Linked DNA regions of Homo sapiens: region 1 is linked to region 2. A link is a loop called in an ENCODE intact Hi-C map of the cell type or tissue named here. Cell type or tissue: IMR-90. All regions are shown on one strand.

Region 1 (8,000 bases), 1.3 Mb after region 2:
TGGCAAGGAATGGAATGAAGCCACAGTCAGGATCAAAGAGATCAACAGGACGGGAGGTGGAAAGCCAGGCAAAGCCAGGAGCCCATAACAAGGAGTATGGATTTCAACTGCCATTGGAGAGACACCAAAGAGTTTTAAAGAAAAACTTATCACTCCGTTTCCTGGGTGTGTGGTGTGGGATGGGGTAGGAAGTTGGAGCCAAGTGCATCCTTGGTAACTATTTTCACAGCAATCAGGGCCTTGCATCCTCAGGTGTGTCACTCATTGAGCCCCTTGACAGAAAAAAGTTATTGCTAAGACCCTTGCAGTAGGAGTGGAAAGACAGTTCTAGCACATTTGATTCCTTCCTTCTTCCTGGGGAATATGACCCATTGAAAATACACTACTTTCATGAATTTGCTGATTCAAGTAGGAACCACTTTTACCAAGGGGAAATGGGCTGGCTTCCCCTAAATGAGAAGCACCACTTCTTCACACCGCCCTACAAGTCCAAAACTCACACCTACAATTCTCCATATCTTTAGGTCAATAGGAGTTTTATTAACTGGATATGTGTCTAAATGTTCTAGTTCAAAGTGACAGACTTTAGTGTCTACTCTGCTCTTATTCCATTCCAAGCACATAGCCCTCTCTTATAAAATTCTGCCAAATCACACACTCCTATTAGTTATATATCATTTCATGAATATTTCTGAAAATTGTCAAAACACAAAATTTCTATTCGCCATGTTCATTTTTCTCTGATGATATTTTAAATTTACAGGTTCACTTCTTTGAAGAATTAATCATTTAATCTGCCAGATCAAATTAATACAAGGTTTTTATTGGAATGTTAATTTAAATTTTAAAATCTGGTAAATATTTTAACTCCTAAAAAATATGTTAAAAGACTGAAAGAAAACCATGTAAGATTTTACTGAAAGAAGACATTGAGCTCCAACATTATTCAGTTGTTATCATACTTCTTCCCAATAAGCTACTGTAGAATAAGGAAACGTGCATGATGGCTCTGGCTTTGTCTCCTGAGTTGATCTGAGCTGGGGCAAAAAGAAGACCAAGACACAGGGAGCCGACTTCCCAATATGTGGCAGTGAGTGAACAAATGTCAGAGGCCCTTGACTGGGATAAATAAAAAGTTCAATAGAATAATATAGAGACAAATTTATAGAAACACATAAATCTGGGCATTTTAGAAACAAGATGACAACATGATTTATGCTCTAAACTGGGATGCTTTTAAGAAGGAAAGGAGGTAACATTAGTCATCAGGCAAGGACATCAAGAGGGATTCAAGACTGTCACTAGGAAACTGCTAGAATCTCTAGACAATGAACATTGAGCCATTTCCCAATTGTTTTAGCAGTTCTAGTACACGTCTGCATGATATCTTCACTACAGTGAGGCATCCCTTCTTGTAGTGGATTTATTCTTTATGAGGTTTCCTTGACTCATGTATATACAGTTCATGCAAGTATCCCCATAATGTGGTAGCAGGAGAAAGAAAGATTTACTCATCCCTTTTCTTTTGGAATGCACAAATTAAAATCTAAAGGTAGTAAAAGACCTTTGGCAAGTATATTGGCAAGTGTAGAAGCTTCCTCACATGACTGGAGAGGACCTGTGGCTCCCCAGCTTTTAAGCCCTCTGTGCTCGATGTACAGGATGGAGCAATACAGTGTTTTCAGAGCACCGTAAGAACTGACTCATGTCACTTAACCACACTTTTGTACCCATAAAGGTCTGCATTAAATTACCACACAGGCTTTTCTACTTTGGGTTTAACAGCCCCAGTTTATTGCACCATGTATGCAAGGCTACAACAGTCAAGAAAATGCTCTCAACCTTTTCCAGAGTCCACATACCCCTCTTCATGGCAGCTCATGCATGAAAATGTGGGCATCGGGAGAGAGAGATGGAGGCCATTTGTAACGCTGGTATTTCCTAAAGTGCCAACTAAACAAAGGGAAGGTCAGCAGCTTGTAAAGGAGGAAGGGTGCAAGCTCTGGAGTGGATCTGTTTTCAAGCGCTAGCTCAGGTATGCATCAGGTATGGCCTGTGTCAGGGGGCAAGTCCCTCTGAGCCCCATAGTGCTCATCTGTAGAAGAAGGATAATGCAATCTCCCTTAAGAGGTTGTAAGAAGGATGGCAGATGACATGGATTTGGAGTCTTCCATCTACCTAGCATATTGTAAATAGCTACTGCGACTCTTCCTTGCGGGTGGTGTAATAACTACAAGTAACAGATACTCCAATAAGTACATGGACAGGCAGGCGATATGCATGGAGGCCATTGATTTAAAATGATTCCTGACCCTCAAAGATAATAAGATTAGATTTACAGCACGATATCTGAACTGCAGCCATCCCACAAGGCATAGGCAACTGGCAATGGCTGCTGACAGGCTTGATCAGGCCTGAATATTAGAAAAGGGCATCTCATTGTGCTGTGTCACATGTCACACAACTTTGCTCAACACACTTTCCATCCATGTCATCTCATCTTCACCCTAGCAAGTTTAAACTTGAATAAGATATCAGCCTTGGACTTGTAATGCTGAAAAGAACTTATTGTTCACAAGGTCATTCTTTTTAAGCATCTCCCCAGGTGCTTATTTGGAAAAAAAAAATAGGCTGCTGACTATGCAGTCTTGATTCTATTCTGGCTTTACAGAGCTTCTTTTTCTTGACAAATACTTGCATTTTGGTACCCACATATACTTCATTCCCAATCCTCATTTGTCTTTGTTTTGCTTGTTCTCTGACCTCTGCTTCCATTTCTGAATTTCCAGCTGTAGCGAATCTTGTCAGTCGAGAGAGCACCTCTTGCAGACCAGTCACACCTCCAGGTACTGTGCTGTGCATACCCTTCCAAACAGGCTCTCACTGTCCCCAGGTTGGAGCCCAACAAAGTCACGCCACCCTAGCTGTGCTCAGGCTGTTCAGAGTCAGCACCTGGTCCCAAGGAGAAGCACTGAGCTCCCCAAAGCACCTCTCTTCAGGACAAGCAGAAAGAATTTCTCCTTGACTTAAGCACGGAGGAGATTTTCATCCTCCAAGTAAATTATCATTAATCATTAGAAGGTTCATAGTTGCATTTTAAAGACCTCAAGGGTCTACTTAATGCTTGAGTAACATCATCAATGTATTTCAAACAAACAGAATTTAACATTGTTACCAGAAGAGTTTTCTCAACTAGAATTATAATAGCTCATAAAAAATGATACAGTTGAAAAGACAATGCTTGTGGATTTCAAGTGAGTTCACCTCCATATGAAATCCTGGCCAAAATCTCAGAGACTGCAGGACACTGTGGAGTTCCCTGGGAGAACTCAGTGGGATAAGTACACATTTCCACCAGAGAAGGAAAGCCAGCTGGTCTCTGAGTGTTAATAAGGCTACGTGGATTAGATGTTCATGCTGAGTTATTAAGCCTCATTTAGGAGTTAGTTTTTCCAAGTTCCTACTCAAGTTTTTCCTCTGTGTGCAAGCACATAATTCCTTCAAAACTCACAAACTCAATTTGCACAATATTAATTTGGAAATGTATTTTCACCTTTTCATGGGTTTATTGTTCCCCAACTTGATTGCCAGTTTCTTGAAGGCAAGTTTTATTGCTTTTCTATTTTAAGCATCAACCATTAAACATTTATTATCCTGCCTTACAGTAATCATTTCAAAGTTATTAACGATTAATATTTTAATGCATTAAAGCTGTTAAGGTATTTCTCTAAACACATAAGTTTGTTTTAAGAGCGACTTTGGCACAGGAGAAAATATGACTTTGAAATATATTCATTACCAAACACATAACTTAATGTTCCAGATTCATCCAGAATGTCATCCAATTGATTGTACTGCCTTTGAGAAATGACAATAAATAATGGCTGGAAATGGGGGGCTAAGTGAGATGAGGGCTCAAAGGGAAGATGTTATAAATTTTTGGACCAGGTTCAATTTCAAATATGCATATCTGTGTTTTTGTTGCTGTTTAATTCTGATATATAATTAATAGAACATTCTCCCATGTTTAACATTATTCACATTTCTGCTATTTGTGAAGTGTGCTAATGTCTTACTCATTCAACAAATATGGATTAATCCTCATCTATGTTTCAGACACTGAGTAAGATGCTGAGCACATAAAGCAGGCTTCCACAGAGCCCCTGCCCTTAAGGAATTCATAAAATAGTGGGGAAAACAAAGAAGTCAACTATCTACCCATTGTCTTCATCTATTCCAGCTGCTGTAACAAAAAATACCATAAACTCGGCAGCTTATAAACAACCAACATTTCTTTCTCACAGTCTGGAGGCTGGGAAGTCTATGATCCAGGCACCAGTAGATGTGGTGTCTGGCAAGGGTTTGCTTTCTGGTTCCTAGCCGGCACCTTCTCACTGTGTCCTCACAAGGTGGGAGGAATGAGGGAGCTCTCCGGGGTCTTGTTTACTCGGGCACGAATCCCATTCATGAGGGACTCCACCTTTATGACCTAATCAGCTCTCAAATGCCTCACCTCGTAATACCATTACATTGAAGGTTCAATTTTAACCTACGACTTTTGGGAGGACATAAATGTTCAGACCATAGCACCATTTAACTCATTAATTAGAAAAAATGTCCGTTGAGTGCTTACTTTAATGCCAGCACTGCTGTAAGCATGTGGGACCCAGGAGTGAGAAAAAGACGTTAAGTCCTGGTCATTGGGAACTTTCATTGTAGTGGTGGGAGGAAATAACATTAATAGCTGAGGCTAAAACTGAACATGGTAAGAAGAGTCAAAAGGGCTAGATAGGAGGGAGCTGTGATCTGAAATAAGGTGGTGAGGCTTGGGTTCCATTAAGAAGATGGCATTTGAGCAAAGACTCAAAAAAGATGGGACAGTTGGCCAGATGGGTTGTCTGGGGGAAGAGCTTTCCAGGCAGAACAGCGCCCAGCAAACTCTAGCCCATGGGCCAAATCCTACCTGCTGCCCATTTTGTGAATAAAGTTTTATTAGCACCCAGTCACACTCATGCATCCATAGACTGTGGAGATTTTCATACTATGATGGAAAGATTGAAAAAATGCAACAGTGGCCATGTGGACTGCAAAGCCTAAAATATTTATTCACTGGCCCTTTATAGAAAAGTTTGCTGAGCTCTGAAAGGCAAGGAAGAACCAGAGGCACTGTGTGGCATTTCAGAGGCTAAAGCCAAGGGAGCACATAGATGAGGACAGGAAGGGAACAGGAGGGCCATGGCAGCACTCTGGCTTTCTCTGCAAGTAAAATGGGGGCTCTCGTAAGGTTGGGGCAAGAGACTGACCAAGAGCTCCAGTAGTATGGGGGAAAGTGCAACTTGAACAGTGTGAGAAAGGGATGGAACAGACCCACCAGAGACTGGGGAAAATGGAAATTTAAACTAAACTAACTAGGAGCCAGAATTAGCCAGGAGGCAAAATCAAGCAAAGTGAGGACAAAATAATCACAAACTGCAAAGCAACATGGTGAGGAAGGCAGAATGCGCCCCCGAAACTGCACATTGCTCCTTAAAGGACACCAAGCATGCATGCGGGAAAAATAGCAGGAGCCAGGGCTGTAAAAACAGGCAGAGCCAGATCATAGCGGCCAGGCAAGAAGAAACAGGCAGAACCCACAAAGGCTTCCAGAGCTCGGGCCAGGCCTGCTGGCCCTCTCCAATCCAGCTTGTGCTGACAGCTGACAGCACCTCCCACCATCTAGAGCCCCTGCAGAGGTGCAGAGGATCAGGGGGAAGGGAGTGTGTATTCATCAGTATATAACCAATAATGCTGTTGGTGTCATAAGAAATTGCACCTGGAACTGCAGTATAAAATCCAAGAGACTTAGCTTGCTAAAGGCAGGTTTTTAGAACCATACCAGATATTTATGATGGGTTTCTGCAAGATGTGGTGGGAAGGTTAGAATTCTGGTAGGTCCTTACTCAGGGATCTCTGTATCCCGGCCAGATGTCACCATGGAAAAGCCAGTATCATCATTTGCCTGAAGATTAGTTCTGAAACTCTGGGTCCTGGGGTTGCAAAAGGCCACAGCATGTCATGCTCTGCCCACACATTCTGATGATGCATGCTTTGTGCCTCTGTGCTCCTCTTAGGCTAGACTATGAGAGCACTCATTTCTGCCATCCTTCCCTGTAGTCTTTTGAGATAGTAATTCAGATATAGAATAAGCAACACAAGATCGAGCTCACTGCTAACTCAAGCATCAGCAATGCTCAAGAGTTTTAGCATTGTTCAACTCAATAATGAATCTTGACTTGCTGGATCTTGCATTCTTGAGACTTGCGGAGGAGAGAAGCGCCCCTTCCCCAGAGACATAGGGGCAGGGAGCGATGCACAGTGGACAAAGCAGCAGTTCAAGTGAATGCATTGTCCATAGCAGTACTGTAGAGAGAGGAAGGAAGAAACATGTAAAACAGCCCTCTGCCCTGGGCAAAGCAGACAGGAGATCACCATCCCTACCTCAGGACTCATGACTCTCACAGGAAACAAGAAGACAACGCCATCTGCTAACAATGGAGATGATATGGCTGATATAGGAAGCCTGAGAAGTAAACAGATTTACCAGCAGTAGAAGAAAGAGCATTAAGATTGTCAGCAGAAAGTAAGGCGTTGTGACTTCAGATCTCAACAGTTGAGTATTTCTTCCTTTGGACAGTGTTATAGTTTAACTGTACCCATCCCCCAACCAAAAAAATATGTTGAAGTCCCAACCCCCAATTTTCATGAATGTGACCTTATCTGGAAACAGGGTCTCTGCAGATATAATCAAGTTAAGATATTCCAACATGACTGGTATCCTTATAAGGAAAGGCTAATTTAGAGAGAGGCACAGGAAGATGGCCATGTGAAGATGGAGACAGACATAGGATTGAAGCTATCATAAGCCAAGGAGTGCCTGGGGCTACTAGAGCTAGAGGAGGTAACCATGGTTTCTCCCCTCAAGGACTTGGAGAGTGCATGGCCATGCCGGCACCTTGATTTTGGACCTTCAGCCTTCAGCATTTTAAGACAATACATTTCTGGTAGTTTCTGATGGTTATTTTTATTTCTGTGGGTTCAGCGGTAACATTTTCTTCTTCATTTCTAATTGTGTTTATTTGGATCTTCTTTCTTTTCTTCTTTATTAGTCTAGCTAGTGGCCTATCTTATTTTTTTTTTCAGAAAACCAACTCCAGGATTCACTAATCTTTTGAATGAGTTTTTATGTCTTGATTTCCTTCAGTTCAGCTCTGATTTTGATTGTTTGTTGTCTAGATGAGCACTGTGGGGCTCAGAGAGATTTGCCCTTTAAACACAGGCTATATATGATGCATACCTGAGCTAGGACTTTGGGGTTGATTAGGTCCTGTTTCTTCTAGCTTTGGGGTTGATTTGTTCCTGTTTCTCTAATTCTTTCCATTGTGATGGTAACCTATTAATTTGAGGTCTTCCTAACTTTTTGATGTGAACATTTAGTGCTATGCCTCTTCACACTCCCTTAGCTGTGTCCCAGAAATTCTGGTATGTTGTATCTTTGTTCTCATTAGTTTCAACGCACTTCTCGATTTCTGCCTTAATTTCATTGTTTACACAAAAGTCACCCAGGAGCATGTTGTTCGATTTCCATGTAGTTACATGGTTTTTTGAGTGATTTTCTTAGTCTTGACTTCTATGTCTATTGCACTGTGACATGAAAGTGTGCTTGGTATGGTTTTGGTTCTTTTGCAGCTTCTGAGGATTGTTTTATGTCTAATTATGTGGTCAATTTTAAAGTATGTACCATGTGACAATGAGAAGAATATATGTCCTGTAGTTTTTTGGTGGAGAGTTCTGTAAATGTATATCAGATTCATTTGGTTCAATGTTGAATTCAGGTCCTGAATATCTTTGTTAATTTTGTGCCTCAATGATCTGTCTAATACTGTCAGTAGAGTGTTAAAGTCTCACATTATTATTGTGTGTGAGTCCAAGACTAATTGAAGGTCTCTAAAAACTTATGAATC
Region 2 (8,000 bases):
GTGGGCTGTAATTGTGCCACTGCACTCCAGCCTGGGTGACAGAGTGAGACCCTGCCTCAATTTTTTTAAAAAAAGAAAAGAAATAGAACCCAGACAGGCAGGTTAGGGTTAATTCCTCAGAGCAGTGGTTTTGATTTCTTGAGAATCTGGAAAAAATTATGGACTCTCCCAAAAAATGATTACACTTGTCCCTTAGTATCTTCGAAGGATTTGTCCCAGGACCCCTTTCAGATACCCAAATCCTCAAAGCTCAAGTCCCTTATGTAAAATGTTACAGTATTTGTATATAATCTATGCACATCCTCCCCTACACTTTAAGTCATCTGTAGATTACTTACAGTATCTAACACCACGTAAGTAGTTGCTATACTGTATTTTTAAGTTTACATTATTTTTATTGTTATTTTTTATTGTTTTTTTCCGTCCCAAATATTTTCCATTCAGGTTTGGTTGATTCTGAGGGTGGAGAACCTGAGGATATGGAGGGCCAACTGTATATAGAAACATTTACGTACAGTTTTAGTCTGAGATGTGCCTCGATGCACCCCCTCCATGGGCCCCCTTCCTACCCTCCACACCCTGCTGGAATCCATTGACCTTAGGTTAAGAAACTGACTGATAATCCTAAAATAAGTGTTTGAGTACCTCTTCAAAGTCATTTAGCTCAACCGTTTATTTTATGAAAGTCTTGAGAGGTTAAGTGGGTTATTCTTTCAGAAAAGCAAGGGCACATTAAGGCTGTTGGTGTAGATTTAATCAAACTTCCTAACAGAAAAAAATACAATGTGTCAAAACTAGATGGTTTTGCATCCATAAATATTAATACTATGTACACCAAAATATTTTTTATTCTGGTATTTTACATTTTTGTCATAAAGAGGCAAGGGTTGGTCTGTGCTTAGTCCAGTCTCTCTCCCTTGCTGGCAAGAAATGTGAGCTTGTGTCATTGTGAGAGGCTCCTCCCCAGAGCCCTGGCCTGCATCTGTATCACTCTGGGGCTTAGAGGCAATGGGCCTAGTAATAGACTTGACTTGGGAAGTGGTGACTTTTTCAGCCCATGTTTGCTCACAACCAGTATCGAGCCAGATAGTGTAATGTTTTATACTTAAGGAAATAAAGTACCCTTTCCTGTCCCCTAAAGGAAAAGAGTAAAGTAAGGAGAAGAAAATTGAAAACCAATGCATTTGACCATAATTAGTTTCTTTTGGTCATAATGTATGTTTTCGTGTGTGTGTGCATGTATGTTTTTGTAAGAGGGATTTTTATATTTACATGGGTTATTGAAAACACCATAGGACCTTACTTTGTAGAGAACAAGGAAGGTCTGACTTCCATTCTTTAAGTATGATAAAAGGCAAAACACTGGGTAACTACCAGATTTCGTTTTAATAGTAACTGCTAATAATGAAAGTATGTTTATTTGGTTAGTTGGGCTTATTTTTTAAAACAATTGTGTGTTTTTTTTTTTGAAATTCTATTTTCTGAGTTCACATATTAAAATCATAATATTGAAAACTATATTTTTGTTACCCTACAGCTTAAACTATGTAACACGTATAATGTATTTTTTTTTTTTCATTTTGGCTCTTCTCTAGAATACAGACTTTTCCTATCAGCCTGGAGATGCCTTCAGCGTGATCTGCCCTAACAGTGATTCTGAGGTACAAAGCCTACTCCAAAGACTGCAGCTTGAAGATAAAAGAGAGCACTGCGTCCTTTTGAAAATAAAGGCAGACACAAAGAAGAAAGGTAACAGCCCTGATGCTGTGACGTTGGGGTGTTGTGGGCCAGTGGACTGGAGCTGATGGTGAGAGTGTGGCTCTAAGGTTCAGGGTCCTGTGTGTTGGCCGCACAGATGCCTGGGGCTCAGCTGCGCATCAAGGTCTGGGAACACAGGCATACGCTGGTATTGGTAGTTTCTTAACTTTCATGTTAATTGCACTGAATAAGAAGATAATGGATGTTCTAATTATTGGACATTTGTGGACATGAAAACTGAGTGTAAATGTAGTTTTTGAGAAGCATTGGCCTAGGTTATTTTTAAAAATTCTTTTCCTATTATGTTTACTTCTCATAGTATGTTTGTTTTTGCTCATTTATTATATAAAATAATTGCTTTTTCCATAATTAAGAGAAGTTATTTATTTTTCAAAATATAAATATATTATTTACTTAGAATCTTGAAGTAGTCCTAAATTGATTTTTTGAGAAGAATAATGCTAATGGAGTACTGCTGTCTTTTTAGCTTTCATTTCCTTAATTTTAAATAATTTTCCTTTCTTTTATTTGGCCTATCTTGAATTTATAGTCTTCTTATGTTTTTGTAAGGTGGAGTTTTTTACTGTATTCATTTTGGGGAATTTTTTTGGCTGAATAAACATTGCCACAAGTCATGTTGCACTTTGATGCGCTGTAAAGTACTACAGTAATTGTGTTTTGGGGAGTGTGTAAAACATTTTATTCTTCATCTTCTATGTCATGAACCCCTTTCCCGTCTTTACCTGAAAAGGAGCTACCTTACCCCAGCATATACCTGCGGGATGTTCTCTCCAGTTCATTTTTACCTGGTGTCTTGAAATCCGAGCAATTCCTAAAAAGGTATTTTTTTCTGTCTTCTTCAGGTAACTATTTTAAAATATGCTTAGCTTTATTTAGGATTGATTAAACAAATTTAGAATATGCCCTTTGCAGTCTTAAAAAATGTGATCTTGATAGCATGTTTTTAATATTAGTTCCCAAGGGTGTGTGCTATCATCGTAACTATCATCTATGAATCTTTTTATGTTGTATTTGCATTTAAATTTTTGTTTTCTATTGAAATGAGGGCTTAAATAGGGCTTTTTCTTAGTCTAAATAGGGCTTTTTCTTTGTCTTACTTTTACTAGTTATTAACTACGTAGCACATTCCACAGTGATGGAGGTGACTGCAGTTGACCTTGTGTTACCCAGCTACACATTGCTGCTCCTTCTTTAATTGGTGACAGAAAGCTAATGAGAGCGTAGGATTCCCCCCAACCACCACTTGCCACTTCCTACAGTTGTTAAGATCTACTTTGTGTAATACTACATAACTATTTATTGCTGTAACAGAAAGCTTCAGGAAAAATGGAAGGGTTTTGGTAGGTAATAATCAATTATTATGTGAACTTGGAGGTAGAATAATCCACTAGATGTCAGTATTGTACCAGGAACTGTTTTTTTAAAACTACTTGTAACTGATTTCTTCTAACCAGCTCCCGGAAGTGGCCATTAATGGATACAATTTTTCAAATGTGCCTTGCCACACTTGTATTGTCAGTGAGCATAAAGAGTGTTGTAATTAGGCCGCCATCTCCCCAGTGTGGTTTTCGTGTCGTTTTATTAATGTGTTTATTGCATTTCTAGTCTTGGGTGAGTAAAGTACTTTAGAGAGAGGCTCAGCTCTCTAAATAAATATATGTATATTTATATATATATAGATTTATATATATATATATTCCATCTTCCTTTCCTGGTAATCAGCTCGAGATGTAATTTGAGTATTTAGAATTAATTTACTGTAATGAAAGCTTACCGATTAAGTCACAATTTTGGTTCAGCTCTACCCTTTTAAAATTTGTGTAAAGTGTGTGTGTATGTCTGTATATGTGTATATATATGTGTGTGTATATATGTGTGTGTATGTATATATTTGTGTGTGTGTGTGTGCATATATATATATATATATATATATATATATATATATATGGGTTTTTTCAAAAATAGTATGCTCATTGGAAAAATTCTGGATACAGAAATAACCCAGGAAACCAAAGTATTTTATAATCAAACCCTCTGAGTTAACACTTGAATTTTGTTTTCCTGAGGAAAATATGGGTATCCATATTATATGTGCTGTTCCATAACTTGCCTTTTTAACTTAAATCAAGAATCTGTATATTTCAGGATGGAAAGAGTTTTAATGGATACTATGGATACACCATTATTTGTTGATGTAATTATGGGCAATTGAGTCATTTTTGCTTTTTCACTATTAAAAAAGGCAAACTTTCTTGTACTGTATTAATTTTTGAACACTTACTTGAAGTATATTTGTAAAACAAATTCCTTGGAGTAGAATTGCTGTTTTAAAAATATTTACATTTTAAATTGTAGTAATGTTTGTCAGGTTTGTCATCTTGTTCTCCAAAAACAGTGCAGTATTTCCTGTTGTAGTACCATAAAGTTTTTGTAGTTCTAAAGTGAAAAAAGTATGTTAAAGGAAAAATTGTCACTGTTTTAGCTTTTAATTTAGGAGATTGTATTGGCTTTAGAATTTACAAACTGTTATTGGTAGATGTTTTTATTATCTTGCCAAAGTCTTTGCAGAGATTTGGGGCGTCCATTCAGCAGTGTTTCCTGAGTCGTTGTTTTTGGTCAATGCTGAGTTTGGCACTTGGAGGAACACGTGTAATTTGTTAGTGTCCAGGTATTTTAGACAGAGATTCTTCAGCCAAACCTTTGGAAACCTGTGACTCCTTTGGGAACAGTGATTTTGTCCTCCCTGTTAAGGAAGTCCAGGACACAATCATCTTGAGCCATGGAATTTAAAGTAGCAGTACCCATTAGCATTTCACATAACATTTGATGCAGATAATTACTGAAGTGCTTTGTTCCTAAAGAGCCCTTGAGAAATAAGCTATGTCTGCCTGTAATTAATAACTTGTAATTGCATTGAAATAAAAAATTCTTACTAGCAAGTTTGATGTTTTGTTCAGGAATTTAGACTTTGAGAATTGAGATTCAGAATTTTATTAGTTTTATTTATTTATTTATATTGTGGAATTTTTCTAACAGGTCAACATTAAAGCAAATGGTAAATTAAATTCCCTCCTCCTGACAATAGCTCCTAGTGGCTTTCTCATTTTTTCTTGGGTAATTGGGTGCATCCCTAGGCAGACATTTAACTGAATATTCTAATAGCTCTACCCACAAATTGTGTCACAATTTAAGGCGGGCTCCTTTTTGTAGGCATTTTTGCGAGCCCTTGTGGACTATACCAGTGACAGTGCTGAAAAGCGCAGGCTACAGGAGCTGTGCAGTAAACAAGGGGCAGCCGATTATAGCCGCTTTGTACGAGATGCCTGTGCCTGCTTGTTGGATCTCCTCCTCGCTTTCCCTTCTTGCCAGCCACCACTCAGTCTCCTGCTCGGTGAGTAGTCGCTTTCACAAGCACCTTGGTGGCTGTTCGTGCACTGGTAGGCGGGCCACCTTTCTGTAGTAAAGAAAATTTGCTGCTCTTGTCTTACCCTTTGTATCCTATGCCTAAAGAATATATCTAAATGAATGGTGGTGATTGGTAAGTAAACATCTTATATCTTGTCTTCAGGGTGCTGTGACATCTGTGTGCCCTTCCAGAAGTCACAGAATTCCCCTTCCAGACTTTTGGTTTTCTTTTTTTTCCTTCCAGCAGTGTCACTATCATTTTCTCTCTTAATAGAGTCAGTTGTTACTCTCTTTTTGGCTCAGAATTGAGCATCTTTTCTAATTTAACTTTTTTCAGAAAGGTTGTTTAGCTAAATGTCTAAAAATGAGCTTCCTATAAAATTTTCTTTTTCAAAGCTAACGAACATCATATTTAATTGAAAGAGGCTGATGCAGTCTGTGCTGTGTGCAGAATGCAGAAATGCCCCCATCTGAGCAAGTCCAGATCGAGGGTCCTTCAAGAGCAAAAGGGGACTGTGTCGTACCAGTGCAAATCAACATACTCATGGTACTGCCAGGCAGAGAACCATCATCCCATTTCAGATGAAGAGTAACCCATTTTTTTGCCCAGAGTGACTCTTCTAGTCCTCATACTCCAACAGAAGAGACCTCAGCATTGTCCCTGAGCAGTCGATGTCCTAGGACCTCTCTGTGGCTCTCAGGAAGGGATTGAAAATGCTTGCTAGGGGTGAAGACTAAGCGCTTTATAGGACTTCAAAGCCTTTATTACTTTCTTGTGCTTGTAACTTTGTCATCTCCTTTCCCATAGTGGTAAGTAGTTATGCCTTTAACATTTGCATTTTTCTTTGGTGACACCAAAATGTATATTGTCCTTTTTACTCTTGGGCCAGCAAGATCCTTTTCGATGCCCAGTACAATTAAAGGCACCCTTCTTTGCAAGTCAGGGCCTGATTTCTCCTCCTTTTTCTTAGTGTTTTTTCCACTTAGGACCTCCCCAAAATGCTAAGACCGTGTTGCTGAATGAGGCTGCTCTTCTCACCATCCTGTCCTCAGGCTGGCCCTCTCACCCTCTTCAGTGAAGTCTTCGAGAACCATCAGCAGGAATAGGATGACAGAACACAGGGTGGGGAGTTCTAAGTAGTATTAGAAAGTTCTCTTATCGCATACTAATTTATTTCAATTCTTTTCGTAGATTTTTTGTTACCTTTTAGAATGTTAGAATGTTTGTAACAATACCACATTACGTAGTTATATAAAAAAATTAAAGTCATTGGGACTTATAAAAAATTATATTATTTTCTAATTAAGAACAATTAAAATATCTAAAGCTTGATATTAAGTTGAACACCCTACTAAACCTTATTTTGATGTTTAAAACTCTACGCCATTATACATAGACCTTTTCATATTTTCAATTAAGTAACTGCTAAAAATAAAACATACCAAAACATAAAACATTTCAAAGTTTATTAGTGGATAGTTCAATATTTAAATACAGATTATTTAACCTGCTTTTGAAAGAATACCTACGTATTTTGAAATCACTGATTTTTTTTGATAAATTTTTAAAAACCAAACACTTTAATTATTTTAAATGTAAGATGGAAAATATTTCAAGCCTAAGCATTTTCAGTAATTCTTGAAAGAGTAGCCTTTAATCTTTTTGGGATCATGACTTTATTTTAAATCTGAAAACTGGGCACCTCCCTGCAGAAAACTGCGCACCTCCCTGCAGAAAACTGCACATATACCTAGTAAGGGTTTGCTGAGCTCCTCACCTCTGAAGCCAACTTATGGACCCATTCCTAGAAGCCTTTGCTTTTAAAATTCGCCTTTGGGTAGAAATACTGATTTAAGAGTAAGAAAATGCATCTTATCTGGTTTTTAACTTTAGGAGTTGAAAGAAAAAATAGTAATATTTTACTTGAACACAAAGTTCAAGTGCTTAACTATGATTTAAAACTAGAACATGATTTGAGTATTCTAAATAAGACATGGAATTTTTTTTTTTTTTTTTTTTTTTAGGTAAGGTTATTTTCAGTAGTAGTGAATTAATAATTGCTTGTTTTTATTTTTTTCTAGAACATCTTCCTAAACTTCAACCCAGACCATATTCGTGTGCAAGGTACTACTATTTATTCACGTAATATATAGCATTGTTTCTCCAAAATCTTAGACTCAGGCTTCCAGATCATTAGAGTTTACTAATTTATTCAGTGAAAACTTACCTGCTTTATGGAAGACAGTACCAGGCATAATAAAGCAGAAGAAGAATCATAGAGCTCCTGTCCTCTGGGACTTCATAGAATTTAACATCTTGGGTGGCTTCCCATGGCCCAGTACTATGTTTCCCCACTTAGGAGTCTCAGGCTCCTCCACATGCTTCCTGTGTCCGTGTGCCCAGCCACCTTCACTGAGTGGCAGCCGGAGGCAGGGGAGACAGAAAAGTTCCACTATAAAACATTTGATGAGTCCGGGCGTGGTGACTCACTCCTGTAATCCCAGCACTTTGGGAGGCCGAGGCGGGCGGATCATGAGGTCAGGAGATCAAGACCATCCTGGCTAACACGGTGAAACCCCGTCTCTACTAAAAATACAAAAAATTAGCCGGGCGTGGTGGCAGGCGCCTGTAGTCCCAGCTACTTGGGAGGCTGAGGTGGGAGAATGGCGTGAACCCGGGAGGCGGAGCTTGCAGTGAGCCAAGATCGAGCCACTGCACTCCAGCCTGGGCGACAGTGATACCCTGTCTCAAAAAAATAAAAAAAAAGAATATTTGATGAGCACTGGCTTATAGGATTCTCCCTGTGGCCTTCATT

What was found. Peaks named below come from ENCODE experiments on the same cell type or tissue, not always from the same donor. Only the 100,000 strongest peaks of a DNase experiment are listed, where the experiment ranks them.
Region 1: a loop joins it to region 2, with 6 times the contacts of the local background. A loop is called at or near these places in 9 of 110 quality-filtered maps.

Annotation. Positions count from the first base shown.
Region 1 is chr5:9,208,655-9,216,654 of GRCh38, forward strand. The region is part of intron 8 of SEMA5A (semaphorin 5A); the gene reads right to left. Among named protein-coding and RNA genes, the nearest start is that of MIR4636, 160 kb to the left of the region's middle. In IMR-90, no CTCF peak of the experiment used is centred here; no DNase peak of the experiment used is centred here.
Region 2 is chr5:7,884,106-7,892,105 of GRCh38, forward strand. MTRR (5-methyltetrahydrofolate-homocysteine methyltransferase reductase) reads left to right here. Exons shown (of 15, transcript NM_002454.3): 7 at 1,596-1,749; 8 at 2,510-2,598; 9 at 4,990-5,170; 10 at 7,267-7,309. Among named protein-coding and RNA genes, the nearest start is that of MTRR, 19 kb to the left of the region's middle. In IMR-90, a CTCF peak has its summit at 3,167 (motif pointing right); a DNase peak (open chromatin) is centred at 3,206; H3K27ac peaks cover 1,095 bases.